3 separate regions of the Homo sapiens genome follow, and all the other regions are linked to region 2. The links are chromatin loops, found by intact Hi-C in ENCODE. Cell type or tissue: mammary epithelial cell. All regions are shown on one strand. Each heading gives the region's core, and the rest is flanking DNA. Links, peaks and the distances in the headings are about the cores only.

Region 1 (10,537 bases), core at 2,689-7,688, 300 kb after region 2:
ATAAGCGACCTCAACCATACTTAGCTTCAGGTGTTAGAACAGTGGAAAATGTTACTAGATTATGAAGGGCCTTTAAATGACAAGCTTTGAAACTTAAAGTTTATCATTAAACGGAGTGAGGAGCCCTGTAAGGTATAAATGCTAAGCTTTGGAACTTGAAGTTTATCATCACAAGAAATGGGGAGCCTTGAAAGATGTTTGGACATGCCAATGACATAAACCAAGCTGTGCTTTAAGAAGCTTAATCTGGTAGCAAGATGAATCACACAGGGTAAGGGACTTTGAGGTCAGTTAGGTCAGTGGTCCCTAAATATAGCTCTTTATCACTCTCAGAAGCTTTAAAACAATATGATGCCTGGGCCTCATCTCAGACTGATGGAATCATCAGAGCCAGAAGTTGGGCCTGGCTATATTTAAGAAACTTCCCAAGTGATTTGAATGTGCAGTCAGTTTGGGGATCTCTTGAGTTAGGAGATGATTATAATAGCCCCATAGGCATGGTAGGATTAAAACTTAAGCTGACCTCACATGTCTCTCTTCTAGAACAGAGATATCCATGACAGACAGATGTTGACCAACTCTAACTACACTTGTAGTCTGTGGCTGGTCTCTGTGCTGCTGTACAGAGGAGGTCATTGGTTTCAGTTTGCAGGAAATCCTCTTTCCACACCCTCTTGCTAGCTTCCAATTCTTTTCAGCAAATGACCTTAGTGTCTGGGATTGGAATTCAACCTACACTCCTAGTAAACCAAGCACAACGATCTTCTCTACAACCTGCAAACAGCCAGCTTAGTTTGGGCAGTCATGCATCAGTGCAGAAGCCCCTGGAAGGTTCTCCTGCATCCTGGGAACTGGGAAGGTACCTTATCCTGTTTTCTTCAATGGGAGAATTGAGTTTCAGAGAAGCTAAAAGACTTGCTCTCATTCCATAAATTGTTGGAGGCAGAGGATGATCTTGCATGCGGGTTTCCCAACACCCTGTCCAGGACTCTTTTCTCCTATACCAGGTTGATTTTTTTTCTAAGACATGTAAAGCTGGTGAATGGACATGCAGAAAAGTAAACTGGGATGAGTGCTCATTTAATACCCAGAGGCCTTTTTGCAGCCCCCCAGTTCTAGTCCCTGGGGGAAAGATCAACTGTCAGGGATAAAGCTGGGTTCATTGAATTACTTAGGAATACAATTACCTGTCAGTTCTCTAGGCTTCTGTGCAAAGCCATTTTCTAGGCAATTAGGGTACTCTAGATCAAAATGAGACTCATGATTCAGGTAAACACAGAATCCTAGAATGCCTGACAAGGAGAAGACCTTAAAGATGGATAAGTCCAAGGCATTCATTTTACAGATGGGAACACTGACACCCAGAGAAGATAAAGGATTTGCTTCAGCTCACACAGTGAGATAGTTCATTGTTATATCAATTCCAGGAAGGGGCATGATAGTTATTAGCAATGTGTCCAGTTCTGGTTAAATATGACAGATTGGATACAGCCACTCATCTCTACTTGCTTCTAAAACCCACTAAAAAGAGAGCAAGAGAATGTAAGGTATAAATCCATGAAGATGAGGGGAATGGGAGAGGAGACAGCAACAGGTGTGCCAGAAACTTGGTAGATAGAAAGTGAGTGGTAGAGAGACCATGGAGGGGAATGAATGAAGAAGGCTGAGGTTAACTAAGGAGCATGGGCAGAGCTAGTCAGAGGCTGCTTGGTGCAAGTCACAGAGTCCAGCAAGTTCAGTAAAGGAATGTGTACAAAAGCAGAGATGTCTTTAAAGGCCAATGTGGAGTGTGGTTGAACAAAGGTTTGGTTTGTTTAGAAGCTTTTTTGTAAGAAACAGACTCTAAGATCTCCTCATTCCCTCCAACAGTCTAAATGACTGCCCTTTCCCATTCAGATGGTAGGCTGAGGTTTACTCTCTGGAAAGGTTGAGCCAGAGAGGAAGTCCGGATTCAAATCCACCAGGCTCAGCCTTCAAGGAGGCCGAGGTGCTACACTGGAAACATAATAAGATGAAAGTTTGTACACAGTGAGAGGCCAGGTTTTATGGCACTGTTATTTGGGGGTCCCCCAAGAAAACTGTGGGTACTTGCCCAATCATTCTGCAGGGAGCCACAAAGTTGACAAGCCCTGCCTGAGCTAACTCCCTATTAGCTCTTTCATTCCTAGTTCAAATACAAAAAGACAGACCATGATCAACAGACATTGGGTGGATGTCTCCAACATGAAAGACAGAAACCCAAACCAAACCAAACTCAACAACAGCAGCAAAACAAAGAAACTTGTAACAAACACTGTGCAGGATATAGAATAAAATACCAGCAACATATTCTTAGAGATAAAGAGATGATGATATAGGAAGCACAAACAAAATGCCAGAAAAAGATCAATGTGTGGAGAACAAGCAAAAGATCTTGGAAATATAAAGTGAGATAACCAAAATGAAAAATTCAATAACAAGTTTGGAAGGTAAAGTTTAGGAAATCTCCTTCGCTTGTTTGAAGATCTAAAGTTATTTCAAATTAAAAGGTAAAAGAAAGAAAATTCTTGGGTAGCGAATATAAATAATATAAACACTGGATAAAAATGGTATTAACAGTTGATATCATAAGAACACGGTGAAACATATTACAATATATAATATAAAGATACCATCTGTGAGATAATACATATGGCAAACATGCAGAGAAACCTTTTGGCCTTTGTTCAACAAAATATTAAAGGATCAAGATTCCAGCTCCTAAAATGTCCTCAAGTCTTGTAAGCAGTGGTTCTTGATCTTGGCTGCCTATCAGAACTGGAGTCTGGTTAAAATGAAAGAGGCTGGAGAGTATGATTCAGAAGGTCTGGCATGCCATCCAGTCTCTACTAATTTTTTTTTTCAGCTCCCCAGATGCACTGGGGTAGAAAAACAGCATCAGGTAATTCTTCCATACTTTGAAGATCATGCAAATGCTTCAACTAGCATTGAGGAGTTGTTATATACTTAAAATACCTTGACTGTGCCATCCACTGATTCATAGACCAGCAGGTAACCGGTGACTGATGCCCGGGGGGGTCGCCAGGTAAGGAGGGCAGTTTCCGACTGAACCTCAGTAGCAGTCAAGTCTCTTGGAGAATCGAGGTCTGGAGAAGACAGGATGATTAATATCGGATAAGATCAGCAAATGTAGGGCAGAAATTCGGGCTGGGTATCAAGAAGACTGGGTTCAAGTCCTTTCCCTACCACTGAACTACGTGACCTTTGGCAAGAACTTCCTCTGTATAAATAAGGTGGTTGAGCCAGATGATCTCCAAAGACAAATTCTCTATGGTTTATCTCATCCTAAGGGCTGGATGTTTCTAACTGGCCTTGGTTGGATTTAGAGAGAAGTATACAGCTGTGAACATCATTATCAAGCCCCTTGTTTCTAAGTAAGAGGATGGATGAATGCTAATATCAATACTCACCCTGACAGAGAGGATGGTTCCTCTGTTTCCCTGCTTGCTATAGTTTGTAAAAAGCTCTCAATGTATAGAAACCTAACAAACATCTAGGAAAAATTGCCTAAAAAATATGCCTCTTCAAAAATATTTTCCTGCCTGGAACGTGGATCATTAAATACTAGGTTTAGGGCCAGTGGGAACTGTTTTTCCACTTACAAAGCCCTCCTCTTAAAATCTTTTCCTTCCCCGTGGGGAGACCAAGGTCATTTCAGTTCAAAAGGAAATAGTGTGTTTCTTCAGGCCTTGACTGAGTGGGCACTGGTGAATTTAAGTGATGCTGATGTAATCACATTGCAAGGCCCTGACTTAAGAAAGAAGAACTGGCTAGCGGTTCCTGTTTAAGATGCAGGCTGTGGGTGGGCACCCCAGAAGGGAGAGCTTCCAGCTCTCAGTGTCTTTGTACCTGTTGTGAACTTGGCAGTGATGGTTGAGCTCTTCTGGGGCCCTTTCTCTGCAAAGATTCTCAGTGTGTATTCCGTGGCAGGCTCGAGGTCGGTCAGAGCATACTCCACTGTGTTCCCGGACACCGTGCGTGTAATTTCTGGCACTAAACATGAAATACACATACCAAGGCAGTCACCTCTCACTGTCTGAGCCATGAGTGGGCTTGGCAAACCACATACACACCTCCTTCGAACATCGAAACTTTCAGTGACCCTGCGGAAAAGCAGGTCTGATTTCTGAAATGACTCACGCTCTCTTTCTCTCTCTTGAGCACTCACCTCATACGTAAAGGATTTCTCATATGGAGACTTAATTTTTCCAGGCCCCAAATCAGAAGGAAGGGGAACTGGGGGTCAGGAGATTTTTTTCCCACATGGTACTGGCTGGAATCGCTTTGCCACTGAGACCGAGGTAGAGGACGGTCGGAGGGGACATCCCCAAGCCTGCTGCCCATGCTTAATTTGTCCTGATGCATGCTCTCCTCTCTTTGTCACTTTTTCACATGCCCTTTTATAATTTACTAAGTGTCATCAAGTCATTAGGCTGAGGGGTCACAAAAACTGGACAGCAGTAGCTGCACCAGAGCCTGGCCACTATCTCTCAGGCCTGCTGGGTCATGTCCAGTGGTGGAAAGCAATACTGATCACATTGCTTGGGGGCATGTGTTTATTTCCTATTCACAGGTGACCAACCATCCTGGTTTGCCAGGGACTGCGGGATTTCCTAGGTGTGGAACTTCTGGTGCTAAAACTGAGACAGTACCAGGCAAGCGGGGACAAGTTGGTCAACTTACCTCATCATTTGTGAGCACCACCCCCTCTTCTGAACCAAGCCCCTTGTTTGCCCTGAATCTACAATCTCCATGGTTCCCATGAACTATACCTGATTCATTTTAGGTGCAACACCATCTTTCCTGACTCAGAAGAGTTTGCTCACAGGGACTATTTAAGAATTAAAGAGTAAAAAGAATAAACCCAACATCCCTCCTCCCCATCAGTTCCCCACCCCTACCTGTGCTCTGTCCTCAAAAAGACCTCTCTTAGTTGGTTACCATAACTGAATGAAAATTTTCAGAGGCTCCAGGCACAGACGCTGGTGCCTGCTCATATTGTCACTGAGAGCAAAACAATACCAAACCATAAAATATGAAACTTACCTATACCTGGAAATTGAAATTACACAATTATTTCTAGAGTAGCTCATTACAAAATGGAGGGGTTCATTGAAAAGCACTCTCTCTTTCTCCAGTCTCTTACTTATATTTGATTTTACTTTCTGGCAGCTGTAGTTTGCTGGTGCTCTAAACAAGTGTTTAATCTGTCAACTGGGTACATTAGCACTGATGGTTGCCAAACAAGAAAACATTTCTGTTTTATTTATTTATTTATTTTTTATTTTTATTTTTTTGAGACAGAGCCTCCCTCTCTCACCCAGGCTGGAGTGCAGTGGTGCGATCTCGGCTCACTGCAGCCTCCGCCTCCCAGGTTCAAGCAGCTCTCCTGCCTCAGCCTGCCGAGTAGCTGGGACTACAGGCATGCACCACTATGCCCAGCTAATTTTTGTATTTTTAGAAGAGACGAGGTTTCACCATGTTGGCCAGGCTGGTCTCAAACTCCTGGTCTCAAGTGATCCACCTGCCCTGGCCTCCCAAAGTGCTGGATTACAGATGTAAGCCACTGTACCTGGCTTAAAATTTCAGACTTTTTAATTAAATCTGCTAAAACTAGCTTCTTTTGTGGTCTCTGAAAAGTTGAGACTGCTCAGTATGGCCTGAAGCGGTCTGGTTAAGATTTTAGATTCTGGTTTTCTTCTTTGTAAAAGATGACAACTGTTTCCTAAACGGGGTGTCTCACACTGGTAGGCAGAGATACTAACAGGAGAGGAGGAATGGGCCAGGAAAACATGTAGAGGCTGGAGATGTATTTTTATTTTTATTTTAAATGACCTACCAGACTCCCTTGAGGTTTCAGTTGGGAGCCACATGAACATTACTGGCCTTTTCAACCTACCCATGCATTTTTATCATCCTGTACCAAATGTGGCAGGGAGAAGAGCGAATGGGAAGAGTTTACAGCAGGAAAGACACTCCTTAGAGTGAGGAGAGACTTGGACAAAACCTTACCTTTCTCGCCTGTGTAGGAGATGACATAACTGTCCACAGTGGCAATGGCTGGCTGCCACCTGGCCAAGGCTTCTGAGTCAGTGATGTTGGCTGTCACCAGGCCAGATGGGCCATCCAGAGCTGCAAAGAAAGATGGTGGACAGGAGGGAAGTCATTGGGTGGGACATCAGACTCTAGCTGCTCTGCTGTCCACACTGCTTATGGAGTCCTGATGTTAGGACAGTGTCAGCTGCATGGAATGGTTCAGAGACCTAAGCCTGGAGCCAGCCTGACCTGGCTTTGAGTAATGACTCCCTCCCTTGCTGGCTCAGTTACTTTGGGCCTCTATATCCTCATGTGTAAAATAGGGATAGTAATTCTGGCTGGTTTCATCTTCAGTGTTATTTTGATTTTTCCATTATATTATGGGTGGAAAGGAGCTGTGTAAACTGAACAAGGCTGAACACATGACAAGAATTATTATTGTTTATATTACTTTCCCCAGAGAAAGAACTTACACAGAGGGGACTTGCATAGTTAAGACTGCCCGAGCCTTTTCTTTTCTTTTCTCTTTTCTTTTCTTTGCTTTTTTCTTTTCTTTTTTTTGAGACAGACTGTCACTCTGTCGCCCATGCTGGAGTGCAGTGGCACGATCTCGGCTCACTGCAACCTCTGCCTCCCGGGTTCAAGCAATGATCCTGCCTCAGCCTCCCAAGTAGCTGGGATTGCAGGTGTGCACCACCAAGCCCAGCTAACTTTTGTATTTTCAGTAGAGATGGGTTTTTTCACCATGTTGGCTAGGCTGGTCTTGAACACCTGACCTCAGGTGATCCACCTTCCTTGGCCTCCCAAAGTGCTGGGATTACAGGCGTGAGTCACCGCACCTGGCCCCGAGCCTTTTCTGAGCTTTGAGTGGTATTTCTCCTTAGATGGCTTGCAGAGAACATAAAGCCAGGCTCTGGAGGCCGGTGGTCCCGGGTTCTACCATGGCTTCTCTGCCTGGTGCCTCTGTGCCCTGGGAAAATTCATTTCCCTTCTCCAAACTTCACTTTCTTCAGCTGCCAAAGGGTGACTGTTTAGTTAATAAAGACTAGCTAAGCAATGTGTGATGTGTAAGATGTACTAGGGAAAGCTCTCAATACTTGCAGTTGTTATTAAGATCTCTATTAAAGGTATTTGAAGTCTTAAGTATGGTTTTCAAATGACTTGTTCTGAGAAAGGATGGATATTCAAAGGATATTTATCCCTGGCCTCTTTTAACTGACCTCTCCTACTACCCAACATCACTTTCTCAGAAGCCAGCATGAATCTGACCATTTCCTCTTGCTTTTGCACTTACTACTCAATTGTGCCCATGCCAGCAGCCCTGGCGAGGGTGGAGGGAAGCTATCCTCAGCTCATTTCACAGAGAGGCACCTGAGCCTTGAGGGATGAAATGACTGGTCTGAGAGCCAGGATGTGGCAGGGCAACTGGGGAGCCCACATTGTCCACTCTGAGTTCCTTCCTGCTTCACTGTGCATGGACAGAATCTCCTTTAACTGGTGATGACAATGGGGCATTGGGAGGAACTACGTTCAGCTTTTGCCATCTGTTGCCGTGGAGAATCCACTGATGAAAGATTTCTTTGGGGAAATAAGGGCCTGTGAGGCAGGGTGGACGGGACTCTGGGTTCAGATGGGATATTTTAATTGTGTGTTGTCAACTCTTTCAGGCTATGAGGATATTTTTAAAATTTCCTATGAGGTCTATTCTTTGTATCCCTTAATGAGTTGGACTGGATAATTGCTCACATATCAAAGGATAAATTGTTTTGAGACATGGCTGTCTGAAGAGAAATTTTCCACTTCATTCTCCTTCAATGCAATTCATTATTTTCCCCTCTTTACAGTGTACTGTACAAATCAGGTTACACTAGGAAAGGAACTCTTTATTTTAGAAGGATAGAGAGTTTGGAGTCAGACCGACCTATGTTCAAATTTGGTTCCAGCATTTACTAATTATGTGGGCTTGGCCAAGGTATTTCATTTGTCTCAGTTGTCTCCTCTGTAAAATGGGGATGATAATAGCTGTGGGGATTAAATGTGAAGGGTTTAGTAACAGTGCCTGGAATGCAAGAGCCACCAAATAGAGAGGAGCTGTTTTGTAGCTGTCACCATCACATGCTCATGTGAAACACCTGCTTTGAGGGACACTCACAAGGGTTCCAGGCAATAGGCGGGGAGGTGAAGGTGATGGTGGGCTAACATGAACAATTGTATTTCAGGATGCTTTACAAACACAGCTTCATGTGATCCTTACCATACCCTGTGAGGGAAGCAGAATTGTGTCTGTTTTACAGAGAAGGAAAGTGGACCCTAGTAAAATGGACTGATAGCTCATGTAGTTGGTAGAATTTGGATTTAAATTCAGGTAAGTATGACTCCCAAACTTGGACTTTTTCTTTCACAATAGTCCAGGAAATGGAGGCCCAACAAGGTTAAGGTCACCCAGCTCACCAGAGGCTGGGATGGGCCAGAAGAGAGGCCTCTGGCACTCTAAATCCAGTTCACTTTCCACTAGGATCTCATAAATAAAACCCCCCTTTTTTTCCAGCTGCTGAGTCATGAGCTACAAGGCTGAAGGTGAGAAATGGCATAGGATGCACAAGTGACCTCTGAAAAATAGTAACACACACACACACACACAACCCCACCAACTCACCTGTGGTGAATGACCCTGAGACAGGTTCACTTTCCTCAAAGCCCTTCATGGCGATGATGCTGACAAGGTACTCCACGCCAGGTATGAGTTTCACCAGCCTGGTCTGAGTCTTGGTTCCGTCCACAGTTACCATGGAGGGTGTACCTGGAACACAGTAAAAGCAAGATGAGGAATAATGAACCTCACTGACACTTATTCACTGTTGCCCCCAAAAAGAGTGTATCTGATTTAGAAATGAAACTATATCTTCATCAAACACCACTTTCTTGACTTCTCATTTGCTCCTACCCTCTGGCATAAGGGAAGAAGGCTTACTTTTTGTATGCTTTTTCTATTGGTGCAGATGCCAAAAACAAAGCCAGGAGGGGCGGGGGAAAACATGAAGTCACAACGTACTAAAAATGGCAAGTTTCCGTTCAGTAGAGAGCTGGCACGTTGTGCAAATTTTATCTTATTATTTTTCCCCACAAACAATATGGGAAGCTTACTATGTAATGTATGTCAGATCTATTGCACCCATTGTCTTGGCTTAGGATTATAGACTCCCTTACTAGAGGAAATTCTACTTAAGAAAAGAAAGTTGATTATAGTCAAGTTTGTGCTGCAGTGTTTATTAATAAACACAGAAATTGTATTTCTTAGAATTTGGGGGCTAGTGAAGAACTTGCACATCAGCTGGTCAGACTTCCTATAGAGACAAAACAGCATTCCTGTGAAGAGGTTATTAACCATCCTCTCTTTATACACTTTCAGCAACAGGTAGCTTACTACCTGCCAGAGTGTCTTTAGGCAGATTTGACTGGGCTTCCTCCTTGTGGTCTCTATTATAGCCCATGCGCTTTGAGTTAGAACTCACAAATTTTCTAAGGCACAGCTTGCCATCATTTGCTGAGACAGACAGATTTGGTACCCAAAGGTAAAACTTCACATATATCCAAGACTAGCTTTTCAGATGAGTGTGCGCAGGGAGAGAAATGCCAATATATTTAGAATCTTTTGCCATTGTGTGCAAACAATACTAGAGATCTATTTCTCATAGAATTTTATAATTTCAAGGTTAAAAAAGGTCTTGTTCAAGTGACCCTTCACAAGAAAGTTTCTTCTAAGAACCTCATAGCACTTTACAAATGAGTTCTCTTCTCTCCAGATGGTCTCACAAATAAAGAATTCATTTTCTTTGATCATGATGTTAGAGGATGAAAATTATCAGGGTCTTTTTCATGAATCCATCCAAACCCACAACACTCCTCCTCTCTCTCCCCTTTCCGAGTCTCCTACCTCCTGTAATGGGCACATAGGTAATCCGGAAGCTCTCCACTTGGGCTGTGGGTGCCCTCCAGCTGACAGTAGCCGAATTTTCAGTGATGTCTGAGAAAATGACTTCCTTTGGGGAGCCCATGGCTGTCAAGAAGAAAGCACAAGAGAAGCCCAGAAACAGTTAACTGTCTTGTTCATCAATGGTTCTTCCTGAATTCCTTATTTAGGAAAACTCAGTGCCTAGAATTTGTGTCTGAGCCAAGCCTTTAGGATGGAGAATGTGGTGATCTGTGGTTAAGTTGTGACTTGCTAGGACCAATTGTTTCATTTCAGGTACAGGGCCCAGGGTTGTAGAAAAGTCATTTGGTCTAATTCAAGGGGAGTGATAGGACCATAGCTGACTTCCAAGGAATCGTGGGAGAATGGTTTCCCAGATTGGAATGTGACCCCCGTTCATTTTTGATTTTTAACATTTTCTTAAATCTTTGCTTTCTAGTTCCTTTTATTAAATAATACTAAGACTTGACAACTGTACAGTTCTTTGCAATT
Region 2 (10,537 bases), core at 2,249-7,248:
TGAGGTCTTCACTGCAATAGAGTTGGAACCACTGAGAATGGATTTGGGCCCTGGTAAGAACATTCCTTTGGTGCCCCCAGCAAGGGACCCCACTAAAAATCTTTGCATGTGATTTATAGTGCATGTCGTAGAATGGTGCCCTGCAACCCCTTTTCTATTGCTGAACAGAGTCCTGGTTTTCTGTGCTGGCTTCCCCATTCTCTGGGAGGCTCTGAGTGGGGAGGAATATCAAGAAGAAGGCGGCAGTTTTGATGCCCTGTTTCCTGGTCTGTCTTACCCTGCAACCCCTCAACCTCCCACACCTACCTGTGCCCTCACTTTTCCTTTCATCCACGTACGTCCAGCCTCATAGACTGAGAATCCATGGCCCAGGTCCTCTCCCAGTCCTTGTTAGTATCTATTTTACATGTCAATGGAGCATATTCTATCGACAGTGCTATTTCTCTTTCTTTTTTTTTTTTTTTTCAAATAAGTTCTTCAGTATTACCACATAATGAAAGCCAATCTTCTCATCAGCCTAAAAGTCTGCATTGTGCCCTTGTCAATGAACAATGAGAACACATGGACACAGGGAGGGGAACATCACACACTGGGGCCAGTCATGGGGTGGGGAGCAAGGGGAGGGAAAGCATTAGGACAAATACCTAATGCATGCTGGGCTTAAAACCTAGGTGACGGTTGAATAGGTGCAGCAAACCGCCATGACGCATGTATATCTATGTAACAAACCTGCACGTTCTACACATGTAGCCCAGAACTTAAAGTAAAATAAAAATAAATTAGTTAAGTCCACATCTCTTATCTGCATTTCTGAAATCTGTGAAGCTTCATAAACCAGTTCTTCTGCTGAGAAAGTTCTTTTTCCTAACCTCACCTGAACAGATATGAGGCTATTTGTATTCTTTATTGATCCCACTTATGATGACTGTGTATCTGTTTTGCTGCTGCTACTAGTGTCTTTGATGTATCGCCCTAGACTCTGCTGGGTATGATATACAATAGAATATAAGCAAAAATAGATTTTCTAAAATTGGGAACATTTTGATTTCCAAAATACATTAGGCCCTAAAGATTTCAGATAAAAAATTGTGTACCTATATAATGTGCCACACAAGCTGCTTATCTGTTCTCTTGTTGCTATGTGTTTGCGATTTTTTAAAAACACTACTCTATAATATAAAGATATAAAGTTACTCCTCACCAGTCCCTCCTTCCTTTGGGATTATTTCCTTGGGTACACTCCTCAGAACTAAATTATTTTACATTGGGCAGGAGCAGTTTTATAGATTGTGTGTCTGGTGCCAGGTTAGTTCCCCAGAACTGTTAAGTTTGTGAGCACCAACGACACCTGATCACTCTCTCCTCACTCCAGGGAGGGGGATTTGTGTAAGATGCTGTCTTGTTCAGATGAGGCTGTGAAAGTGAGCAAGCTGTGGGACTCCACATAAATAATCAGTTACCCTGTGAATGTCTGCTTGGATTTCTGGGTGCAATGTGGTCTCCTCAATTCTGTTGACTGGCTGAGGCCCAGGCTGTTGGCTGGCTTTCTAGGGGGTATCAATCTACTCATCATCCATCCATGCTTCCATCTTTTCACCCGCCCATCCATCCATCCATCCATCCATCCATCCATCCATCCATCATCCATTCACCCTTCTAACATCCATCGATCCACCCATCTATCCATCCATCTGTCCATCATCCATTCACCCTTCTACCATCCATCGATCCACCCACTATCCATCCACCCATCCACCTACCCATCCATCCACCCATCCACCCACCCACCCACCCCCCACCTCCACCCCGATCTATCCATCCACCTATCCACCCACCTATCCATCCAGCCAGTTATCCATCTAGCCATCCTTCCTTCATGGGATATTTGTTGAGATCCTATCCCTTATCCAGGAACCAGGAAGAATGCAGCAGGCAAGACAGACAAAGTCCTTGCTCTCATGGAGCCTGTGATACAGTGGGCATGGGGAAGGGGAGGCAGACAATAAATAACAAATAAACAAGATGATGTCAGATAGGATTAAATATAATAAAAATAAAATGAAGTGGGGTGTGGTGGCTCATGCCTGTAATCCCAGCACTTTGGAAGGCCAAGGTGGGCAGATTGCTTGAGCCCAGGAGTTTGAGGCCAGCCTGGGCAACATGGAGAAACCCTGTTTCTATAAAAAAAAGTACAAAAAATTAGCCAGGCATGGTAGCATGTTCCTGTAGTCCCAGTTACTTGCTGGGGCTGAGGCGGGAGGATCGCTTGATCCTGGGAGGCAGAGGTTGTAGTGGGCTAAGATCGCGCCACTGCACTCCAGCCTAGGCTACAGAGTGAGACCCTGTTTAAAAAAAAAAAAAGAAAGAAAAAGAAAAAAAATGAAGTGATAGGATTAGGGGAAACCTGTCTATTCTGATTTAAAAAGAAGTACCTTAAGGACCTAAGGATAAAGGCTATAAACTTAATATAGGAAGAAAGTAATCCACAAGGCTACTCTGTGTTCATTCTTCAAAAGTCACATGACAGAGGGTAAAGACTAATAGCCCCAGACACCAGCAATGATGTGTCAATACTCACAAGGCGTGGTTTGAGCTAACATCCATGCCAAGGCCATCAAGACTAGTATATTTCCACTAGTTTGTACAGGAAAATGAAGGAAGGCTTTTTGAGGAGGTGGTGCTTGATATGAGGCCTGGATGGCAAGAAGGAAACCATCATTCAAAGATCTTGGGGGAGATGCCTCCAAGCAGAAGAAATAGCAAGTGTAAAGGCCTTGAGTGGGAAGGAGCTGGCATTTTGAAGGAAGACATGGGGGCAATTTCTCCCTTCCCTCGGCCCCTTGGAAACCACCATTCCACTCTGATTCTAGGAGTTGACTATTTTAGATACCTCATGTAAGTGCAGTCAGGAAACATTTGTCTTTCTTTTTTTAAAGATAACATTGTTGAGATGTAATTGGCATATAAGACCTGCACATACAGATGTGCACAATTTGTTGCGTTCGGGCAAAAGGCACACACCTGTGCTGTCATCACAATCAAGGTCATAGACATATCCAACATCTCCCAATTGGATGGTGTAGATATAAAACAATTTCATTATTATGCAAAATGTTCTTAGACAATGCTGGTCTAATTTGAAATATAAGCAGGCCTATCATTTTCCAGGGAGGGCTTCCTTGGTGACTGTTAGGGGTTGAATTGTGTACTCCAAAATTCATGTTGAAATCCTAACCCCCAGTACTTCAGAATGTAACTATATTTAGAGATTAAAGTCTTTAAAGAGGTAATTAAGATTAAATAAGGTCATTGGGATGGGCTGTAGTCCAATATAATTGTTGTCCTTCTAAGAAGAGGAAATTAGGGTTTAGACTCACATAGACCATGTGAAGACACGGTGAGAAACTGATCATCTGCAAGTCAAGGAGAGAGGCCTTCTGACACCTTGTTCTTGGACTTCCAGTCTCCAAAACTGTCAGAAAATAAATTTCTGTTGTTTAATCCACCCAGTCTGTGGCACTTTGTTACGGCAGCCTGAGCAGCAAAACAGTGATTTTATTCTTTGATCTGCTTATAACACAGGAGAATGCATTGAACTCTTTGGGAATTCAAACCTGTTCAGTCTTGGCCTGTGGAAATATACTAGTCGTAATAGCCTTGGCATGGATGTTAGCTCAAGCCACACCTTCTGAGTATTGATGCATCATCCCTGGTGTCCAGAGCTATTATAATCTTCACCCTCTGTCATGTGACTTTTGAAGAATGAACCCAGAGTAGCCTTTGTGGATTGCTTTATTCCTGTAATTAAGTTTATAGCCTTTAATCTTAGGTCGTTAATGTATTTCTTTTTAAATTAGTAAATAAGTAAGTAATAGACATAAGAAAAAAATTCCATACAGCTCAAGAAAAGCAGGGGAAAATAAATTCTTAAGACAATAACAGTACAGGGTCAGGAGCAAGGAAATCAAATTCCTAGTTCAACATTGAATAGCTTGGATTTTAAAAATGTTATGTAATATTTTTATATATAAGATAATGTTACATAATGATAGTTACATTATCACTGTGACATTATTACATATATTATGGAATTATAGTTTATGTATATGTATGCATGTGCATATCTATATGTGTAGATATATAGTACTGTGGTTCCTCCTTGTCCTCAGTCTTGCTTTTCAAAAGTTCAGTTACCTGCCGGGCACGGTGGCTCACGCCTGTAATCCCAGCACTTTGGGAGGCCTAGGTGGGTGGATCACGAGGTCAGGAGATCGAGACCATCCTGGCTAACACGGTGAAACCCCGTCTCTACTAAAACAAATACAAAAAAAAATTAGCTGTGCGTGGTGGTGGGTGCCAGCTACTCAGGTAGTCCCAGCTACTCGGGAGGCTGAGGCAGGAGAATGGCGTGAACCCGGGAGGCAGAGCTTACAGTGAGCCGAGATCACGCCACTGCGCTCCAGCCTGGGCGACACAGCGAGACTCCGTTTCAAAAAATAAAATAAAATAAAATAAAATAAAAAGTTCAGTTACCTGCAGTCTACTGCAGTCTGAAAATATTGAATGGAAAATTCCAGAAATAAACAATTCCTAAGTTTTAGACCGTGCGTCACCCTGAGTGATGAAAACTTGTGCCATCCTTCTCTGTTCCACCTAGGACATGACTCATCCCACCATATCCACCCTGTATACGCTCCCTGGCCATTAGTCATTTAGTATCTGTTTCAGTTATCTGAAAACCTGTCTTGGTATTACAGTGTGGGTATTCAAGTGACCCTCATTTTCAAAATGCAAGAGTAGCGATGCTGGCATATTGTTATAATTGTTCTATTTCATTATTAGTTGTTAATCTCTGACTGTGCCTAATTTATAAATTAAACATCCTAGGGGTGTATGTCTTGAAAAAGCCATACCATAGTACATATAGGGTTTGGTACTGTCTGTAGTTTCGGGCATCCACTGGGGTTCTTGGAATGTATCCCCTAGGACTACTTTAAATTATGAAGAATCACATTTAAATGGATAAACCTACCGCGCACAGGGAACTTTTCTAATACTATTGAATTGATCTACGTGCTGCTCCTAATCCCATTCCTTCACCCGTCTTTCAGCAGTAAGTACTACCCTGAAATTAAAAAACATCATTTCTTTCTTTTTTTTTTTTTTTTTTTTGAGACAGTTTCGCTCTTGTTGTCCAGGCTGGAGTGCAGTGACGTGATCTTGGCTCACTGCAACCTCCACCTGCTGGGTTCAAGTGATTCTCCTGTCTCAGCCTCCCAAGTAGCTGGGACTAGAGGCGTGCCACCACGCCCGGCTCATTTTTGTATTTTTAGTAGAGACGGGGTTTTGCCATGTTGGCCAGGCTGGTCTCAAACTCCTGACCTCAGGTGATCCGCCCACCTTGGTCCCCCAAAGTGCTGGGATTACAGGTGTGAGCCACCACGCCTGGCCTTCTTTGTTTTTTTTAACAATAGGGCTTCAGTACTTCTCTATGTACCCCCTAAACATGATCTAATTTAGGATCGTTTGTGTTTTAACTTTCTAAAAGTGGTATCACACTTACATGTAGTACTCCAAGAGTTACTTCTTTTCATTCAATATTATGCTTCTAGGATTTATCCATGCTGCTTGGAGCTATAATTTCATTGTCTTCACTGCACAGCGTTGCATTGCATAAATACATAATTTAGGGCCAGGTGCGGTGGCTCACATCTGTAATCTCAGCACTTTGGGAGGCCAAGGGGGGCGGGGTGGATCATGAGGTCAAGAGATTGGGACCATCCTGGCCAACATGGCGAAACCCCGTCTCTACTAAAAATACAAAAATTAGCTGGGTGTGGTGGTATGCACCTGTAGTCTCAGCTATTTGGGAGGCTGAGACAGGAGAATTGCTTGAACCCGGGAGGTGGAGGTTGCAGTAAGCTGAGATCGTGCCACTGCACTCCTGCCTGGGCGACAGAGTGAGACTCTGTCTCGAAAACCAAAACCAAAACCAAAACCATAATTTATTTATTATCTGTTGGTAGATAGTTGGGTTCCTTGCCAAGAATATTGTTTTTGACATTCTTGTGCATGTCTCCTATTGTATATTACAATAGCTTCTCTTAGTTATGTACCTACAATGCTTTTATAATTTAAAAAGTTTGAAGGATATGTACAAATGTAAAATATGCTTGAAAGTAATTCTCTTTTTGAGTAAAATTAAGCAAATAAATATTGTTTTGTTTGAAACAATCTAGTCATAGGACATTCCAGAAACTGATCTTTTATTGTATCATTAGCAGCTCCTGTAGCTTATCTCATTTCTTACGATAAATAAAGGTAGTTCAGAATCTTTAACTCAGTAGCTTTCGTTGAAGTATCTTTAAAAGCTCATATGTGAGATGCTGTAATCTTCCTTTTATTTTCACGCCTATATCCTGATTTCTTGACTAGGTGGTAAACAATGTGAAGGTATGTAATGAAGATATATTGCCTCCATTTACGGGGAAGGAAATTGAGACTCAGCGAAATTGAGTAATTTGCCCAAGTCACAAAACAGAGCTGGGAATCAGTCCAAAACCCATGCATGTCTTGCTACGGGATGCTGTGGGTCACAGATGTTTGTCTCCTTCTCCCCCAGTGTCTGCTCTCACCTCTTGCTACTGGGGTTGGCACATGAGAAAAGGAAGCCTCTGTATTTGGCAGGCTGGTTGTCTACTAATTGCTGTCATTTCTTAAATGCCTGCTATGTGCTTCCCAGACACAGTGCTAAAAACTCTAGCTGAGGCTGAGTTAATCCTCATGACAACAATATGATACTGATGTTATTCTCTACATTTCTCAAGTTTAGGGGAATGAGACCCAGAATGAATAACATTCAAGATCACACAGGTAGAAGAGACAGCAGAGTTGGGTCTCTAATCCAGGTCTGTCTTACTCCCAAGCCTTTATTCTTTCTAAAAATATCATATTGCTTTCAGAAGGAGAAAAAGCCAAATGTGCTTCCAATGTGGTATTACTTCCCATCAGGCTCTGATTAAGTATCTGTGCCTATGTTGCTAGAAGGAGGCAGAGTGACACAAAAATGTTTAGAACGATTATGAAAACTTAATTTAGATGTGCCTCTGGGGGGATACCACCCAGGGCTCAAACCCAAAACAGAACCTTTTGAGTGATTTTTGACTTTTGATACCCGAAGTCCTAGTCCCTGCTGGAATTTAACTAGGATGATAAGGAAGTTGGTCTGCATACACATATGTAATTGATGATCTTCAGAGTGGGGTTGGGTTTAAAAGCATAGACTCTGAAGTTGGGTGGACTTGAGTTCAACCCTGGCTCTTCCACTTATGAGTTGTGCGATCTTGGATAAGTTACTTAACCTCTCTGAGCCTAAGTTTTTCCATCTTTGGAGTGGTAATGATTAACAGTGACATCTTTATAGAGTTTTTGTGATGATTGATTCAACTCATGCAAACCTCATAAAATAATGCTGCTATCAGCTATTGTTAGTATTGAGTGATAATAGTAAAGAGACAGAGCAGTGAATCAGGCTAAGCTTCAGGGATTCGTCAAGAAATGAGAGGAATGGCCAGGTTATTCCACTGTGGGTGATTAAAAATCTGTACATTTGTGTTGCTTTGTGATCTTTGGACAAAGTCCACTAGATCAGTGGTCCCCAACCTTTTTGGCACCAGGGACCGGTTTTGTGGCAGACATTTTTTTCCACTGACAAGGTTGAGGGGATGGTTTCGGGATGAAACTGCTCCACCTGAGATTATCAGGCATTAGATTCTCATAAAGAGTACACAACCTAGATCCCTCTCATGCGCAGTTCATAGTAAGGTTTGTGCTCTAATGCTGCTGCTGATCTGACAGGAGGGGGAGCTCAGGTGGTAATGCTCGCCCAGCTCCTGCTGTGTGACCTGGTTCCTAACAGGCCACAGACAGTACCAGTCCACTGCCTGGAGGCTGGGGACTCCTGCACTAGATTCTCTCAGTAGCCCTGCAAAGCTAGCAGGGCCTACCTGATGGCCCTCTACTATCAACGAGAAAGCTAGGCCATGCAGAGAGTGGGAGGACAAGTGACTCACTCAAGGTTTCTCTTGCTTTTTCTTTCTCTTCCTTCCTTCCTTTCTGCCTTCCCTCCCCTCCTCTCCCTTCCTTCCTCTCCCCTCCCTTTCCCTCCCCTCCCCTCCCCTTCTGCCTCTCCCTCCCCCCTTCCCCTCCCTCCCTCCCTACCTTCCTTCCTTCCTTCCTTCTTTGCTTTCTTTCTTTTCTATCCTTCCTTCCTTTCTTTTCTTTTTTTCAATTGATGAATAATAATTGTATCTGTTTAAGAGGTATAATGTGATGGTTATATATATACATGTCATAAAATATTAAATCAAACTAATTAACATATCCATCACCTCACCTACTTACCACTTTTTCCCCCACCTGCTCTTTCTGGGGACAGAACTCAGGTGGCTTATTTGAATCCTACTTTGGTTGAAGTTTTCCGTGTGTGTGTGTGTGTGTGTGTGTGTGTGTTTATGTGTGTTTAGTTTCCAAAGGGACTTAGAAAATAAAGACTTCCAAAAATCCCATTAAAAAGGACATTTCCTCTCCATTGCAAAGACCCAACATGACCGCTTCTTTCGGCATTTATTAAAATGGCAAATTGGAACTGCTTGAGTGTGGGTTCTTATGGAAATCATGCGTGGGCTGGCAGCTGTGTTGGCATGAGGAGGGTTTGCTTTGAAGCCCTCTGAACTGTTCTAGCTTCATAGATAAACACCTGTGGCAGAGATTGGTCTTTAAAATAAAGGGTCTTTCTCTAACTTGTGTAGAAATCAGGTATTCTGTTGTTCTTTTCTCTTAGAATTATCCAGTTATGCTTACTAGTGTTTTCTTTTTTTTTTTTTTTTTTAAATGGAGACGGAGTCTCACTCACTCTGTCACCCAGGCTGGAGTGCAGTGGTGTGATCTCAGCTCACTGCAACCTCCGCCTTCCAGGTTCAAGCCATTCTTCTGCCTCAGCCTCCCAAGTAGCTGGGACTACAGGCACACCACCACCACACCCAGCTAAGTTTTGTATTTTTAGTAGAGACGGGGTTTCACCATGTTGACCAGGATTGTCTCGATCTCTTGACTTCGTCATCCACCCACCTCAGCCTCCCAAAGTGTTAGGATTACAGGCGTGAGCCACCACACCCAGCTGAGAAGTGTTTTCTTTCCATGTTTCCAAGAAGTTGCCATAGTTATAGCTTGGGTTATTTGTACCAAAAGCAAAACATTAACATGGTACATTTTAAAGAGAATAACATAACTTTTTGACAATATAACTGGGTGGGGAAATTACCCAATCTTGGGCAGAATCCAGCTAACCTGCTGCTGCTGACAGCATGGCTGAGCTGGGTCAAGGGCTCAGGGATGTAGGGATATGAACCACAAACATGAAGGTTTGGTGTTTCATGGCAGAGAGAAGGACCTTGGCCCTGGATGGGGGTCGAGGGTTTGAGGTCTGGCCTTGGCTCTGACAGTTGTCCTTGGTGTGACCTTAGGCAAGTCACTCTCACTCTTGGGTCTTTCATTGTCCCATCAGTAAATGAGGATGTTAGACTAAATGGTGTCAAAGATCTCTTTCACTTCTGAAATTCCACGATTCTGTGAGTTCTGTTTTTGTAGCCTTGCAGCCCGTTTGAAAACCATACCCTTTCCATTTAAGCCCACCAGAGGGCGATATGCCCCACGTGTTGGTCCTGCCCCGGTCCAAGAGACCTAATCACTGGGTTAAGTGCCTTAGAAGAGGAAGCCATGACTCAATCCCTGCTTCTAGGGAAGAGAGATGGAAGTGGACACTATTTAAGTTGCTTCTTGGATCTGCGATTGACCAGGGCTCTTCACGTCCATTTTCTCTTTGATTTCATGTCAGTTCCCTGGGCCACATGCCAGTTTCTTATTTCACAGGGAACCAAGACTTAAGGAATTGAAAGGACTTACCTTGGACTAGGTGGGTTTCCAGTGGTAGGCCCAAGACCTTACCTCTCCATCTGTGACTTGTCCTTCTGGGCCTTTTCCAGTGGATCTCAAGAGGCTGCCTCTGTTTCTAAGGGGCTCCTGCTGAACTAATAAGACAATTTACACATGAGTTGATTAAGGCAAAATACGAAACCGTATTAGAGTCAGGACTAGGAGCTACACTGCATGGATAGACAAACACTTCTTTCCAATGAAGCTCTTCTTCTGGGATTTGGACTAAATGATCTGTTAAATGTGAACTTCCATAGGAACTATAATGGTCTTGATTCTATGTTGCAGACAGTGGAATCCACTCTGGCTCATTTAAGTAGCAAAGGAATTTTTGAAAGGGTATTAGGAAACTCTCAGAATCTCCAGGAGAGGCAGAGAGTGAGAATCTGAAATTATGTAGCCAGAAACCATGACTAATTCCAATGTGGGGGCTTTTCTAGAAAAAAACCCACTGCTACATTTGCTTGCCCCCTCAGATGTTCGGAATTGGGCACATCATGGAAACTAATATTGACTGAGCATCTCCTATACAGTGGGCTTTGTG
Region 3 (10,537 bases), core at 3,651-8,650, 340 kb before region 2:
CTGGGCAACAGAGCAAGACTCTGTCTCAAAAAAAAAAAAAAAAAAAAACACCAAAAACAAAAACAACAAAAAAAACCTCTTACTCCTACTGCCAGGGCTTGATGACTTTCACCCTTTTACCAGCAACAGTCATGTGCATGGCTGTGTCTGCAGAACCCTGCCAGCCCTTCCCACGAGCCTGAGGCACAAGAATCACTTGAACCTGGGAGGCGGAGGTTGCAGTGAACCGAGATCATGTCACTGCGCTCCAGCCTGGGCAACAGAGTAAGACGCTTGTCAAAAAAAAAAAAAAAAAAATCCACAGGGAGTCTGAGGGAAAGAGGAGGCAGGTGAGGATTTCCAGAGTGAACCAAGAAGAAATGATGAAGCCTGGCTAGGGAAGTAGAGAACCAAGTTCCAGCCTGAGTGACCAGGAATAAGCACCTTCCTTTCTCTGAGCTTTGGAACCTGCGGCTTAATGAGATTGTCTCTGAGGTTATCAGAGATTATCTTCTAATGCTAAACCTCCTGGATTCTTTATTCCATTTGCCCACCCAGGCAGAAATGCCATGCAGACAGGAGGCTGCAGAGCACAGGTGTTAAGGCACATGGGCTTTGTGGGCAAACAGAGAACTCCATGTTCTCCCTTGGAAGCTGTGTGGCCTTGGGCAAGCTGCTTAACCTCTCTGAATCCCAGATTCCACATCTGTAACATGGACCAATAATTATTTTACTGGGTTCTTGGGATGACGGATGAGACTATGTGCCAAAAGTTCTTGGCCCCAGTGCCCAGCTGGCACAGAATGACTGTTCACAAATAAATGGCCTTGCCTTTTCCGTGAAACGCCCTACAACCTGCTCCCTGCAGGACTGAGTTTAATTTTCCTCATCCACAGCTTCCACAATATCAACCCCAGGTCTAGCGATGAGTCCTGGACACAAAAAGGGAGAAGCAGTTTTCCCAAGTGGAGGGAGGTGCTGACATTTCCCTGTGACCCTCTTCCCTGCGACCCTTAAACCAGTTCCAGGGCTCACTGACCCAGCTAGAAACTCTGTCCTCACTCTGAGTAGTTAAGGAGCAGAACAAACAGCCCCTTCTCAGCCAACTGAGATAAGGGTTATGAGGAGGGTGTGGCCATATTGAGGAAAACACATACATAAATTCAAATTCATGCTCTTTTCAAAGAGTCAAACAAACCGTGCACGTGCCAGGAAGGGACTGCTAACAGCAAAACTATACTGAACACCTATTATGTGTCAAATACCTTATAAAAGCCTTTCCATGGACTCAGATCTCATTATTTAATCCTCATACTAATCCAAGGAGGGAAAAATTATGATGCCCATTTTATTTTATAGGTGAGGAAGCTGGTTTGAACCAAGCTGTTTGAATCTGGACAGTATAATCTTTTTTTTTTTTTTTTTTTGGAGATGGAGTCTCGCTCTGTTGCCCAGGCTGGAGGGCAGTGGCGCGATCTCAGCTCACTGCAAGCTCCGCCTCCCGGGTTCATGCCATTCTCCTGCCTCAGCCTCCTGAGTAGCTGCAATTACAGGCACCTGCCACCACGCCCAGCTAATTTTTTTTTTTTTTTTGTATTTTTAGTAGAGACAGGGTTTCACTGTGTTAGCCAGGATGGTCTCGATCTCCTGACCTCGTGATCCACCCGCCTCGGCCTCCCAAAGTGCTGGGATTACAGGCGTGAGCCACCGTGCCCGGCCCTGGACAGTGTGATCTTAATCACTTTGCAACTGAAACTTGCAATAGGTAAAATGGTTGGAAACAATAGCAGTGTCCCGTAACAGGTGATCATTGAAAGAAATTGTGATAGTTCCACTCAAAGGAATAATATTAGCTGCCGTTAACAGTCATGCTATTGAAGAATATCAAATAATGTAAAAATTTTGTTATGTTAAGTGGACAAGCCAGTTATAAAATAATATATATCTAGTTTGAGTCCACTTAAAAAAAAAAACAGTAAAATATGGAGGAAGAGGAGGAGGAAGAAAGGAAGGAGACAGGATAGGAAAAAGAAAGAGAGAGAAAGCAAAAGAAAGAGAAAGACATGCTTTAAAATGTTTACAACAGGCCATGCGCCGTGGCTCACACCTGTAATCCCAGCATTTTGGGAGGCTGAGGCGGGAGGATCACCTGAGGTCAGGAGTTCGAGACCAGCCTGGTCAACATGGCGAAACCCCGTCTCTACTAAAAATACAAAAATTAGCTGGGTGTGGTGACGTGCACCTGTAATCCCAGCTACTCGGGAGACTGAGGCAGGAGAACTGCCTCAACCTGGGAGGCAGAGGTTGCAGTGAGCCAAGATCGTGCCACCCCACTCCAGCCTAGGCGATGACAGTGAAACTGTCTCAATTAAAAAAAAAAAAAGTTTACAATCATTATCACTAGGTAGTAGAATTATAGGCAAGTTTTTTTGATAGGGAAGTTTACCATTTTTCCTTTTGGGTATTTTTCAAATATAACAGTTGCTTTAAAAATAAGAATGAAATGAACATGTACTATTCTTAAAAACAAAACAAACGAATACCACCTCACCTCTGTGTGGTGCTTCCTTCTGACCTTGGGCACCTCCGTCTTCAGTTGCCCCTCCTGTGAAAGGCGAAATGTATCGTTGGGTTCTTTGAGGCCCTTTACAGCTCTGACATCCTATAACATTCTGTAACCCCCACACCTTCTCCTCCTCTGTTTAAACTCTAATACAATATGTTGTTTTCTGCAATACAGCCATTATGCAACATGTGGGAACACATGAAAATCACTAAAAGGAAAGGAAGCAATCAGCGCCCAGCCTCAGCCACTTTTTGCATTTGGAGGCATGGCATGTGTTGCTGGATTGGATCCTCATAAATAATTAGGCATTTAACAGATGAAGAAAGGTTCAGAGAGGTTACACAACTTGCCCAAAGTCACACAGCATGTTAAGGCACAGTTGGGTCTGTACCCACAAATAAAGCATTATCCTCCAGATGAATCCTTAGTGGGGGACTGAGTGTGCCTCTTAGACCCTGAGACCTCCCCTCCTCAGTCCTGGTCCTTGGCTGTGGTCCCAAGACCCCGAGGAGACTGACAGCTGGACATCCCACTCTGGCCCTGATCCCAGGCTCCTTCCCCAGAAAAAGCTGAGCTGGCAGTGGGGGGGCTGGGGGGAGAATGCTGGCAAGGACCTAGGGGCTGGTGTGGGAGCGGCACTGGGCGCAGAAGGTCTCACTCGGCAATGGAGCTGGAGTTCGCCTGACATTTGGCAAGGAAGCCCAGAGCCAAGATGGAACAGCAAGCTGGGGTGCAGGAGGGAGGGAGGAGTGAGAATGTGAGACTTTGGGGGCAGGAAGCCTGGGTAGATCAGCCCTTTGCTGTTTTGTTTCAGAACTTCTCTGATATCCTCATCTACAGACAGAGGCTTCTCCTTCCCTCAGGCATGCATGTGTAAAGTAACAAGATAATGTGTTTGTACGCAGGACACACTCAGAAAATGAGGAGCTTCTGTTAGCCTCCTGGCTCCCCTGGCCAACTGCCGCACCTCTTCCCTATCACCCACCCTGACTTACCCCCCAATCCCTTGGCACAATGACAAATCTTAGGGCACCATCCTGTCAGGTTTTTCCCCTGCTTAACGACCATCCGTGGCTCCTGTCACTTTCAGGTTAAAGGCCAGACATTTTGGCCTGGAATTCAGGCTCATACCAACCTGTTCCCAAGTCAGGGGCTGCTGCACTGCATAACTCACACCGTACACTACAAAAGCCATCTCATAAAGGGTTTCTTCCCAAATCGCATACTTTAGGGGAGCTGCAGTGGGGCGCAGGCCTTCTGGCCTGGCTCCACTTGGCTCTGCCAAAAAGCCCCCAACTCCAGGCTGCCAAGCAGAAGCAAGGCTGGTCTTCCATCCCCCAACACCCTTCACCTGCAGCTGTCTTTAAAAAAAAAAAAAAAAAAAAAAAAGTAAGAAAAAGCCCTGATTTGTGGTGGTTACTAATTTTGATGGTGTTAAATACCCTTACTGAAATTGGCCATGCCAATTTCAAGCTATTGATATCACTGAATGCTGCACTGGGAAGAGATGGGCACAATCCACTCTCCCGAGCTGACACCAGCACACCCTGCACACCCCAAAGTAAGGATGCGCTAACACCAGTGAGAAGCTGTGTGACTCTCGTCAAGTGGCTTTACCTCTCTGAACCTCAGGCTTTCTATCTGTACAAGAGGGACAACAATAACACCCACTTCGACAACATCACGTAACTGATATAATCTAGATGATCAACAACAATGTTTTGAGCACCTACTCTGTGTAGGGCTCTGTACTAGGTAGACACTAGGGAATAACAATGGTGACAAAACAGATAAGAGCTCCTGCCCTCCCAAACCTCACTTCTTGCAGTAAAAGCCCTGGCACAGCGGCTAGAATGTCGCACTCAATAAATATTACCTATGATATTAGCTAATAATACCAATGGTATTATTGTTGTCATTATTCCTTCCTTTCTTTGAGCCTCAGTTTCCTCATTTATTTAGAATGTGGACTGAGCAAAAGTTTCTTATGATGCCACCTCACTCAAGCCTTAAAATGGTGGTAAAGTAGATGGGCGCGGTGGCTCACGCCTGTAATCCCAGCACTTCAGGAGGCCGAGGTGGGAGGATCATGAGGTCAGGAAATCGAGACCATCCCGGCCAACATGGTGAAACCCCATCTCTACTAAAAATACAAAAATTAGCCAGGTGTAGTGGCACACGCCTGTGATCCCAGCTACTCAGGAGGCTGAGGCAGGAGAATCGCTTGAACCTGGGCGGCAGATGTTCCCGTGAGCCGAGATCGCGCCACTGCACTCCAGCCTGGAGACAGAGCTAGACTCCATCTCAAAAAAAAAAAGAAAAAAAAAATGGTGGTAAAGTGGGCATTACCAACCTCATTTTGTGGAAGGGAAAACTGAGGCACTCAGAACTGAATCCAGGCTGGGGATCTAAACTCAGGTCTTCTTACTCCTGGTCTCCAGATCATTCCCACCTTCCAGGACTGAGGAAACATAAAAAGGACCAGGAATTCGACTGGGGATGTGAATGCTTTAAAAATACTTTTCCTTCTCCACGCCCCCACGGGGGGAAACTGAAGTGTCCATGTTGTGCACCAATTTCCAAAACACCCTCTCAGTATGACGGCCCTGTAGCTGGGACCATTCCCAGTCTCTCTGGAAACCCCTATCCTAGCGCCTCTGGCAGAGTCTGCAGGACGGTGGGAGCTGATGAAATCCCCTTGCAACAAACAGCCCCAATCACATGTTTTAAATGCAAACCGGCTGGACTTTAGGAGGCAAAGGCCCCACGTGGACATCGCCTCCCTCCTGCAGAAGAACTGTGAGACGACTGCCCCAGGAATAAACCCAGAGTCCCAAAACACCATAGGTTCCGCTCCCCTGTTTGTTAGTAAGTAAACCAGACTTAGGCCCTCTCTAACAGATGGGCAGCCATTGTTTTATTAACAAAACAGCCCCCAAATAAAACCCACCAATTCCAGAGAAGGCGCCTGGAAAAGTCGTTTGGGAAGTCCCTGTATGTATCTAACTTTAGTCTTTCATGCTTCAGTTCCAGCCCATTTCTTCTCCTTCTGTTCTAGAGGACAGGAACAATGTCTCTTTTCACTGCAGCCTGTCTCAGCTTCTCTCTGCTCCAACATAGCCCAGGTTTGTTATCAGCAATTTTCCCTTCCGACTATCTCAGAAGCAGGTCTTTAAACATAGGTAATGATGGACTCCAATCCGTCATTTCTTTCAACAAAAGCCCGGGAAAGGAGCTTTGGAAGTGTCGTCTAAGGTCACGCAGCAAGCAGACTCTGGTTCTGCCTGTGCCAGCCCCATCACACTGGGGAGAGCCCAGCTCTGCGCCTCCCTGCTGTGCACCCTTGGGCCAGTCGCGCCCCCTCTCTGGACCTCATTCTCCTCCGCAGGTGTACCAAGAGGGAACTGGACTTATTTTTGCAGCCCGTTCAGTTCCTACCATTGTCAGGGCTGCCTACCCGACACTGGCCCTTGTTCTACCTTCCCCCCCGCGACAAAAAGAGGAAAAGAAACTTGCGTTAGGCGTCCGGGAAGCGCGCGCGGCTCCGAGGGCCGCCAGGCTGCGCGGATTGTTGCTGGGTGAACGAATCTCACACAAATCCCAGACAGAAAGCCTCACCTCCCCAGTAACCACAGCAACCCGGGCCACGCCTCCAGCCCAAACACAGCCCGAGGCCCCGCCAAGGCCCACCCCCGAGCTCCCCCGGGACCCCTCCCCTCCCTGCCACCAGCCCCAGCTGGAAAGAGAAAAAGCCAACGCCCCCATTGTGCAGAGGTGGAGACTGAGGCCGGAGGGTGGAGACTGAGGAACCCCGCGGCCGGCACGGTTTGGACTGGGGCCCATACCGCCCGTCCAGGGCTCCCTCCCATTCCCGGAGCGGTGATGCGTCTCCTTCCCCGTGCGCGTGGGGTTTCCACGTGGAAAAGACCGAAAGCAGCGCCGTCCCAGTGGAACGGAGCCCACTGGCGCTGTCCACTCTCCCTCCCCATTCTCCCGACGGAGAAACTGAGTCCCAACGAGGGACAGGGACCACCCCGGACGCCCCGCGAGCCCCTCCCCGAGTCTCACCTGCTGGCGGCCGCCGAGCGCGGGTGGTTTCCTGGAGTTGAGCGGCAAACAAAGGCCTCCAATCCGGGCGCGGGGCGGGGCGGTGGCTCCTTTGCATAATCCCTGAGGCCCGCCCGCGACAGCAGGGGGCGGCCCGGGGGGGGCGGGGCCTCTGGGAGCGCACCAATCACCGAAAGGCCGCCGCCACGGCCCGCCCCCAGGAACTCGGACATAGGGAGCGCAAACCCTGCTGCAGGATGAAAATCTCAGACCTGGGAGGCTGTGTGTGCCTACTGCAATCAGCCCCACCGCAGACCCGGAGATCGAGGCCCGGTCTGCGGAGGGTAAGGCATTTACGCAAGATCGCACAGAGTGGCTCACGCCTGTAATCCCAGCACTTTGGGAGGCCGGGCAGATCACCTGAGGTCAGGAGTTCGAGACTAGCCTGGCCAACATGGTGACCGTCCCCCCACCCCCACCAGTCTCTACTAAAACTACAAAAATTAGCTGGGCGTGGTGGCGCATATCTGTAATCCCAGCTACTTGGGAGGCTGAGGCACGAGAATCGCTTGAACTTGGGAGGCGGAGGTTGCGGTGAGCCAAGATTGCGTCACTGCACTCCAGCCTGGGCGACAGAGCAAGGCTCCATCAAAAAAAAAAAAAGAAAGAAAAAAGAAAAAAGAAAAAAAAAAGATCGCACAGAGCCACAGTGAGGAGGAAATCACAAACTTCCATGGCTGAAACGGCCTGCTTAGTAACAGTAATAATAAACTTTTCTTGATCACAAATTATGGGTCAGACCTGTTGGAAGCTCTTCTGCTGTTCAGTCGTCTCCTATGAGGTAGGTAGGTATTATCACCACCGCCCCCAAGTATATTCTTGTCCAACTCCCCATCAGGCAAGCATGGAAACCCAGCCCGAAGACGGACAAGAACTTTTCCAAGGTCCCGCTGTGAGTGCAGCACAGACATCATACCTTGTCCACCACACACACACCTTGAAGGATGCACGGTGTCCAACTCACCTGGGCTCTTTGCCCCAGCTCTGCCACTTGCTGCCAGTGAGCCTCAGGCAAATGGGATTCATACCCACATCTTATGCGGTTGTTGAGAGTAAATAAATAAACATAATGGCAGGCCCGTCAGAAATAAATCAGTGGTACTAATTTAAAGAGCACCTTGACCGACCCTATTAACACAAGAGGGTTAATAAGTCCTGATGCAAGAAGAGACTTGCCCAAGGTCCCTCATCCAGCTGCATCCAAAGTTGAATGCTTTGGAATTTTTCCTCCAGGTAGAAAGCACTTGCCAGTTCCCCAGGTTGCCTGCTACTCCCTAGACACATATTTAGTAGTAAGTTTAGCAGCAGCTTCTACCCACTAAGGGCCTGCTCTGTGAAAGGGGCAAACATTTTAGCTAATCCTTCTGGGCTCTGGCCCTGGAATGTCAGTGTAGGAAGGGCCCAAGGTGTTTTTCCACACAGGTCATGGAAGTGAAGTGTTTTTCTGGGTTTGAGCAGCATGGCGGTCCTGACTCTTGAACAGAATGGGGAAACCGAGGCTTGGTGCATTGTGTAACCTGCCCAGCATTCTCCAGCAAGGGAGAAGCAGACCCTGAGACTCCATTCCCCCCAACCCCCACATTGGCATCATGAGTAAAAATGTCAGGGTCACAGGTACATGTGGCCAGGATGGACCTCTGACAACCCTCCCCCCACTCTCCCAGTACTTGAAGCTGCCTTAGCCTACCACACTGGGCCCTTCAAAAGACACCAGGACAGGTGCAGGAAAGAGCAGACCCAGGCTTAAGGCAGCTGTGGGTCCAAACTTGTCCTCCTTAGCTGTGTGACTTTGGACAACTAACTGGACCTTTCTAAGACCACTTGCAAAGGAATGTTTTTAGGTTAAAAGTTCTACTGGGAGGGGAACCCATACACTCAATGGGCTACAGCCTCAGAGTCAGGCCCAGGAATTCCAGAAGCAACAAGTCCAGAAACTCATTCCTGTCCTACTCCTTCCAAGTACAGACATGGGGCTGTGACTAACAGCTGCTGGGGGTGGCAGCTCCATTGTTAGTTTCCTATGGCTACTGTAACAAATTAAAACGGCACAAATACCTTCTCTTACAGAGGGCAGAAGTCTGAAATGAGTCTCTGGGCTTCAGGTCCAGGTGACAGTAGGGCAGCTTTCTTCTGGAGGCTCTTGAGGGGAGAACCCACTGCCTTGCCTTTCTCTGCTTCTAGTGGCTGTCTACATTCCTCAGCTCGTGGTCCCTTCCTTCATCGTCACAGCACATCACTGCAGCAACCTGTTTCCATCATCACACACCTTGTCTTCTTCTGTTAACATCTTTCTCTGCTTCCCATTTATAAGAGCCTGGTGATTATACTGGGTCCACCCCATGTCAAGACTTTAATCATGTCCGCAAAATCCCATTTGCCATATAAAGTAACATTCCAAAGTTCCAGGGATTTGAATCTGGGTATCTTTGGGAGCCATTATTTAGCCTACCAAACCCATTTTATAGATGGGGAACTAGAGGCTCAGAGAGGTAAAATTACTTGCCCATGACCACACAAGCTTTGGAGTTGAATGCCAGGAGATCTGAGGCCTAACGAAGCCCTCCTGCTGCTAGGTGGGAGGGTCATTCCCTGCAGAGGGTCAACAGCACCCTGTCAGGGGATGGCAGGGGTGCCTTCTGAAACACCAGCTGCCTCAGGGGAATCCATGGCTCAGGTCTCAGGTGGTCTGCCCAGGCTGGAAAGAGAACAAGGACAGCCAAGAACAGGATCTGGGACAAGAGCATGGAACCAACTGTCCCTAACCCACCTCTGGCAGAACTCTGGACACAGAACTGGACAAAGCAGGATTTCTCAAACTCTTCCATCTTCCAGACAAATATTGAGGACAGAAGGAATAAGCACTGGGGCCGGGACTGAGGCCGTACAGTAGACCATGTTTGCAACCTTTTCCTCCGAGCCCATCCCATATGTTTTGCTCTGACACCCGCTGTCCTAGGCTACTGGAACAGCTTGACCCACATAGGTAGAGAGCAGGAAGTGATTGGGAATTTATGGCCTCTCTCTGTAGGCTTTGTCTAAAGACTGACAGGCATCAAAGTCCAGCCCTCTGGCCTTGAGTGGAGACAACTCTAGGCCTAGTGTACGCCCTGGGATCCTCCTGGGATCAGGCTGAAGCTGCCTTCTGCAGACTTTGCCTGAAATCTCACCTTCGCTTGGCTTCCTCCCCTTCCCTGTCCTGCTTCCCCACTTCCTTGCTGGTCTGCCCTGAGGGCACTTCTTGACGATTGATTGGGTACAAATCCTTATCTCCAAGGCAGCTTCTGGAAAGGAATGGGCTGCATCTGAGATTTAAAACATTCATGCACATTGTGCATTCTGCCTCATAATATACTTGTGGGTTTTAATCTAAAAATATTATCTGTAAATAGTCAAGTTTTGCCTTCAAGCCTTCAATTAAGAGGCTCCAAGATGTGAGTGTGGCTCAAGCACCCCTGCACGCCCCACCGTGTATCCCAATTGGAGCCATGCGGGCAGTCGGGGTGGTGGTCTGTGGTGCTCTGACTGCCCCCACCTGTCCTGCCCACCCCTCCCCACATGGAAACCCCAGCCACCCAGGTAAACCACACAGCACGCTGACGTCTAACCTTGTTCAGATTTCTTTATTGAAAAATTAAAGTCATAAGCTCTGTATATAAATACAATGACACTGCTGGTCACCTGCAAGGCCTCTGGGATAGGCTGGGGGTGCAGAGGGAAGCTGGGGCCTTGGGGTCCCCAGGGGCATGGGGAGGGAAATAAATAATAAACACCATGGGGGATAAGGAGCCAGGAGGAATGGGGGTGTGAATGGGGAGGTGCTCGATGCTTATTTGTGGCACTAAAGGTCTTGCAAGATGCCCCCTGACTGGGGGCCGTGTCCATGAA

Evidence for each region. Hi-C counts contacts between places; a loop is a spot of excess contacts. Peaks named below come from ENCODE experiments on the same cell type or tissue, not always from the same donor. Only the 100,000 strongest peaks of a DNase experiment are listed, where the experiment ranks them.
Region 1: a loop joins it to region 2, with 15 times the contacts of the local background. A loop is called at or near these places in 2 of 110 quality-filtered maps.
Region 3: a loop joins it to region 2, with 13 times the contacts of the local background. A loop is called at or near these places in 14 of 110 quality-filtered maps.

The regions. Positions count from the first base shown.
Region 1 is chr9:115,032,210-115,042,746 of GRCh38, forward strand. It overlaps TNC (tenascin C), which reads right to left. Exons shown (of 28, transcript NM_002160.4): 18 at 10,010-10,132; 19 at 8,732-8,875; 20 at 6,052-6,171; 21 at 3,889-4,032; 22 at 2,995-3,125. Among named protein-coding and RNA genes, the nearest start is that of TNC, 81 kb to the right of the region's middle. RefSeq lists an enhancer at 3,177-4,376. In mammary epithelial cell, for the core only: no CTCF peak of the experiment used is centred there; DNase peaks (open chromatin) are centred at 2,832, 4,142 and 4,692; H3K4me3 peaks cover 147 bases; H3K27ac peaks cover 3,531 bases.
Region 2 is chr9:114,729,337-114,739,873 of GRCh38, forward strand. No RefSeq gene overlaps it. Among named protein-coding and RNA genes, the nearest start is that of TEX48, 52 kb to the left of the region's middle. RefSeq lists an enhancer at 9,650-9,699. In mammary epithelial cell, for the core only: no CTCF peak of the experiment used is centred there; DNase peaks (open chromatin) are centred at 3,665 and 4,665; H3K27ac peaks cover 4,038 bases.
Region 3 is chr9:114,391,827-114,402,363 of GRCh38, forward strand. WHRN (whirlin) reads right to left here. Exons shown (of 12, transcript NM_015404.4): 12 at 10,254-10,537. LOC124902253 (a long non-coding RNA gene) reads left to right here. Exons shown (of 3, transcript XR_007061742.1): 3 at 1-243. It also overlaps a transcript of AKNA not described here. Among named protein-coding and RNA genes, the nearest start is that of AKNA, 9.1 kb to the left of the region's middle. RefSeq lists silencers at 6,213-6,302, 6,613-6,912. In mammary epithelial cell, for the core only: no CTCF peak of the experiment used is centred there; DNase peaks (open chromatin) are centred at 6,715 and 8,615; H3K4me3 peaks cover 1,193 bases; H3K27ac peaks cover 1,603 bases.